2 separate regions of the Homo sapiens genome follow, and region 1 is linked to region 2. The links are chromatin contacts, found by Hi-C or POLR2A ChIA-PET in ENCODE. All regions are on one chromosome and are shown on one strand. Each heading gives the region's core, a stretch centred on a gene start or an enhancer-like site at or near the end of the contact. The rest is flanking DNA. Distances are from core to core; before and after follow the strand shown.

Region 1 (2,700 bases), core at 120-2,619, 240 kb after region 2:
TGAAATCATTTAACAGATTTGGTTATTGTCTGCTCCATTAATTGTGCTATTCTCCCATTGCAGACCAGTAAGCCAGGGCTGAGGGGATCTAAAGCTCCTCCCAGCATCACACAACTGAGAGCTCTCCCAGACACATCCCCTGGGAGCTAGTAGATAGACTGGAATAAAAATTTTGAGCCTTCACAGTCTCCCAAGCCAATCTTTTCATCCTACTATAGTGTAAGCTTCCATGCAAAGCCACCCTCCCCTCCACTGTTCTCTGGAGCAGAGCAGGTCTACAGGGTCAGGCTGCCTGGCTAGGCCCCTCTGTGAATGCCCCTTGATTAGAGAACCACTATTATTCTCCTCCTCATAGTCCATGGAAAATAAATACAGGAAAGTCAGCAAACTTTCAAGAATGATGATGCTGGCTGTTTTCAGGTCCCAGTCATCCCTGCAGCCTGGCCGTGCCTTCTGTAAGCCTGTTTCTTCATAAGCTCTCTGCCAGCAAAACTCCTGCAATAGAAAACCATCTGGAGAAGAGCCAGGCAAAGGCCTTGATATCGGTGTTCTGGGCGCTGGGATTGATCATGCAGAGACCAGTGCAGCACCTAAACAGGGACCATTTCCTCCAGCCTGCCCACAGCTGCTGCCCTCGGGGCTTGCTCTGACACCCAATTTTTAAAAGCAGGCTCTTAGAATAATAAAACCAGAGAATCTTTGAATACAGAACCATTGACTGTTAGAATCATAAACTATTGAGAGAAGAACCATGAAATTCTAGAATCTTGGCGTTGGAAGTTACCTCCCAGGTAAATGGGTTCTGTCTCCCCACCTAAGCAACAGGTATTTCTTCTGAGGAAACTGGGTGCAGCAATGATGTGGCCACAACACCTTGTAGATGTGGGAAGATGTCCACGGTGGCCACAGTAAGAAGCCTTTTTGTGGTCTCTACCTTCTGAAATAGTACATGACGCAAGAAAATGTCCATGCTTGTCACGACAAAAACTACTATTCCCTGGAAGTCTGTGGTACTTTTGAACTCTCTTAAAACTTTACCCTCCTTGAAGAAGGTTTCAGGAGAAAGAGGAGGCCCTGGAAACTCTTGATAATGCCCTCAGCACTGCTTCCAAGGAGCGCCAGTCATATAGACCATCCCTGAGAGAAACAAGAGAAAACGGGAAATTCTGACTTCTCTCTACTTCAGAACTATGAGCTATTTTAGTTGGCATTTTTGCCCCCATCCAACTTTTTTTGGCTTCGCTATCTAAAACAAATAAATAAAACAGCTGATGCTGTGAACTGTAAAGAATCTGAGCTAATTTGGTCCTCCCCTTTCTCCCATCCATTGCAGACTTCGGCCATAGCGCGTGAGCATTAGAAAACAACTTGTCGCCCACTCAACTCTCTTTCTCATTCCTAAAGGAAAATATTTATATTACGCCACAGAACGGGTTTCCATGACAGTGACGACTGTAACACTGTTGCCTTAGCAACCACTTGAGTCCATCTTGAATGATCTGAATCCCCTTCACAGACAAATAAGGAAAATCTGTCAAAAGTGCCATTCCGCTGGTGGGAAGTCCTGGAAGACGGTTTTCTCGCGCCCTCGTTCTCCCTCCAGGTCCGTCCCCCCGGTCCCCCAGTACATCTCCCCTAACGCTCACTCGGGAACTTTCCATATTTGCTACTCTTTCAAGAGCTTGCCCTCGCCCTTCTCCTAGTGATTAGACCCTAATCCACCATGGAGACGCTGCCCAGAGCTCTGCAAAGGGTTAAGGACTGGCAGGCAGAGCCGTGCCAAAGACAACAAGAGACAGAATAAATACACAGATCATCCTTTTTATAGGGCCTTGCTCTTGCCCCTGGAGACTGGGTGCACGTTTTTCTCTATCAGTCCAGAGCAACTCTGAGGGGAGAGTTTTATAGGAAAGACCAGTCCTCCTTGAGGTTCAGCTCTCAGTCACAACAAGTGGGCAGGTTGCCTCTCGGGCCTCAGTTTCCTCATCTGTACGATAAAGGGGTTGAGTGGAGGGTCCTTCTGGCTCTTACACTCTAGGAATTTGGGGGAATCAAGAATGTATCATCTGGCCGGGCGCGGTGGCTCACGCCTGTAATTCCAGCCCTTTGGGAGGCCGAGGTGGATGGATCACTTGAGATCAGGAATTCCAGACTAGCCTGGCCAACATGGTGAAACCCCGACTCTACTAAAAATACAAAAATTAGCAAGGCATGGTGGTGGATGCCTGTAATCCCAGCTATGTGGGCAGCTGAGGCAGGAGGATCGCTTGAACCCGGGAGGCAGAAGTTGAGAGGTTGCAGTGAGCTGAGATTGAGCCACTGCACTCCAGCCTGGGCAACAAAGCAAGATTCTGTCTCAAAAAAAAAAAAAAAAAAGAATGTATCATCTTCTTTCTCCCAAAGTCATCAGATTTCTTGTAGCATGCCTACAGAGAACTCAGATAGGACATCAGGACAAGTGACATCCTGGAGTGACATGGAGCACGCCAGCATTCACAGGGAGGTGCATCTTCCCCCATCACACGTGTGGGCACAGGTGAAAAGCACCGTCGGCATCAGCGGCAGTGGTGCTATCAGCACCGTAAGCACACACTGCAGACCAGGCCACTCCAACTCAACATCTTTTACTGGAGAAGGTGCTCCTGCAGGCTGATTAAATCAATAAATGAGCCCTCTCAGGGAAGCAGCGACTTTTCTCCT
Region 2 (2,700 bases), core at 3-2,502:
ACAACCATTCTACCCTGAACACGCTCAATCTCATCTGACTGCAGCAGCTAGGCCTGGTCAATACTTGAATGGCAGACAGGGAAAGTAATTCCAGAGCCAGGATTCAAACCCAGATCTCTATGGCTCCAAGTCCATTCCCCTCCTCTCTTCAGGGGCCAGGCAGGTATACAGATTAGTAAAACAGGTGGGGCTAGGACACTAGGGAATAGTGGGACATTGGACAAGCTGAAGATGCTCACCTTCAACTGTTCACCACTCGAGTTTAAAAGTTTAAAAACTAACATTAGCTAAATGAACAAAACCTCCAGGTGTTATTTGGCCCCCACAACCAGTTTGTCACTTCCACCACCTCTCAGAATTGCAATGACACAGATTCCTAATTATTCCTCTTCTGACAGTTGTGAAGGACATCAGACAGAACCATCAGAGAAAGCACAATAGAACATGTTTTCATCTGGCCTCAGATCTACCGTGGCATATTGTCTAGGCTGGGAGAGCTGAAGAGGGCACAGGCATCCATCAGTCTTGGGGGTGGGTGGGTATTTCCATGAGACCTCAGCACGCATGGTGCCCCTGGATGTGAGCAATGTGATTGCGGCGTGAGGAGAGATGCAGGAATCAGCAGGGAAGGCTCAAGCTAGGGTTGTCCTGGCAAACTGGGAGCTCATAGGTCCTCCAGGTTGTCTGACCTATATCAGAAATGGCTGAGCGCAGGCAAGACCCAGGACTGAGATGGCCACTGGAAGGCTTGAGATAGAGAGCAAAACAATGCAATGGCCCCTCTCGTTGTCCTCAGAACATGTGTTCAGAGCACTGCCTCCCTGCCTTTGCACAGCCTGCTCCCTTTGCCTAGAAGGCTCTTGTTTCCTGTGTCTGCCCCTTCTTCTGTGTCCCCACCTCGGCAGGTCAACTGTTGTTATGGTGTTTAGGCTAGAAAGCTGTATGCCGCCCTAGGTTTTTCCTTTTCCCTCACACATCCATTCACATATCACATTCTATGTGTTGTCTCCTTACTAGATCTCCAAGCAATCTCTTCTCTCTATCCCCATGGTGATGCCTGAGTGCAGGTATGATTCCTTCCCACTGGTATCGCTGCAACAGCCTCCTCTCGGCTCTCTCCGCCTCCAGTTCCACCCTCCTAGTGTGTCACCCACACTTTCACCAAGAAGGGAAGTCCATGAACCACAGTCCCTCGCACTGGCTCACTGCTTTCACTTCTGGGATGGGGCTGTGTGGCTCCTCATGGCCCCATAGCCTACCACAGTAGGCCCAGGAAGCAGGCTCTGCCTTTCTCCCTAGCCTCATCCTTCTGCACATCCTGCCTCCCACGCAACATGTCAACCGTTCTCAAGTGTTTTCACTTCCTTAAAGCACAAAGCTCTCTGTGGCTCAGCTCAGAAGCTGCCTTTGGGAGACCCTCCCTAGTTGCCCCAGCCTGGACCTGGTGCCTCGTCAGAATATTTCCTTAGCACCAGAAATGATCTCTTTGTACTCTCTTGTAATTATCTCCTTGTTTGTTCCCTGAATGTATTGTAACCTCCCCGAGGGGGACTGGGTCTCATTCTCACAGCATCTTCATACATATCGACTGAAGCCTGCTATATGCAGATGCAGTGTTAGGTGCTCCGGCTCTGAGAGTGGGCAAAAAAGCCGTGGCTTGGGTTCTCATGGTGCTTACCGACTGTCCAGTGGGACAGACAGATAATAATGAGGAATCCATGGAGATAATGCATCATTTCACATTCACGTTGGAAAACAAACAGAGGAGCACTGTCGTATAAGAAGGTGACTGAGGCTGGTGGGTGTGTCAGGGGAGGCTCCCCTGAGTAAGCCACATGTCAGCTGAGATCTGGAGTGGAAGCTGACTGAGTGAAGGCTGGGGCAGCACTGCAGACAGGGTGGCCAACTTGTGTGAAGGCCCTGAGGTGCAAGGGAGACTGGAACGCCCAGGGGTCTGAGAGATGGGCCGGGACCTGAGTCCAGATGGAGAGGGATGGAGGTAGAAATAAGGCTGGAAGGGTGCGCAGCAGCTGGACCACCCAGGGCCCTGTAGATTACTTCAAGGGTTTTGTCTTTATCCCAAGAATAATGGAAGCCACTGGTGTGCTTTATGCACACCATGCACCCAGTGACATGCAGGAAAGATCGCTATGGGTGTAGGGAGAGAACAGATCAGAGAGGGGACCATGGGGGGGCGCTGCAGAGCACTGAACAAGTGCTGAAATGAGAGTGAACGGATGAATATCTTACGCAGTTATCCCTTTTGCTTCTGCTTTTTTCTCTTTGGGTCACTAACCTGTGAAAAAAACTAATGTTTCTTCCTCCTTCTGTGATCTTCCTTCTTTCTGTTTTGAGCAGCTTCTATCACCTGTGTCCTCTGCGGATGAACTGCATAAAGCTCTCCGCCAAAGCCTACTTCTCCCTCATGGTGGAGAGGGAGCCGTGTGAGTAGTCCGGTACCGCAGCCATCCACCCTCTGCAGATCAGCTTTTCCTTCCTTGGCTCCCGGAGGACTCCTCCCTCCTCCCACAAACAACTCCAGAGCCCAAGGTGACAGGAGAGCGTGGGTGGCTGCTTGGCAGGGCTGTGTCCATGGCAACCAAAGCGCCCGGGGGAGTGGCGGGCGGCAGGTGTACGGTCCTGCAGCCTTCTCGCCCAGCTAGGTGGTCTACTTACAGCCCCCGGAGGCACGGCTTTCTC

What was found. Hi-C counts contacts between places; a loop is a spot of excess contacts on that map. ChIA-PET counts read pairs that join two places held with the same protein, here RNA polymerase II (POLR2A). Pooled maps may share reads with other maps.
Region 1: a loop to region 2 is called in a map of heart left ventricle, with 2.9 times the contacts of the local background. The contact joins the promoter of LINC02052 here to the enhancer-like site in region 2. A Hi-C loop is called at or near these places in 9 of 168 maps with a recorded cell type or tissue (Caco-2, MCF 10A, PC-3 and 5 more) and 11 of 50 pooled maps. POLR2A ChIA-PET finds 5 or more read pairs at or near these places in 1 of 52 experiments (Panc1).

The regions. Positions count from the first base shown.
Region 1 is chr3:186,492,292-186,494,991 of GRCh38, forward strand. It overlaps LINC02052 (long intergenic non-protein coding RNA 2052), which reads right to left and starts at 1,370. Exons shown (of 8, transcript NR_033844.1): 1 at 815-1,370.
Region 2 is chr3:186,253,624-186,256,323 of GRCh38, forward strand. All of the region lies in intron 17 of DGKG (diacylglycerol kinase gamma), which reads right to left. Among named protein-coding and RNA genes, the nearest start is that of DGKG, 110 kb to the right of the region's middle. RefSeq lists enhancers at 1,424-1,483, 1,584-1,873, 1,904-1,953 and a silencer at 2,534-2,613. Within about 2 kb of position 1,253, at least 6 of the 41 ENCODE cell types and tissues checked have a DNase peak (open chromatin) inside an H3K27ac peak, as active enhancers do.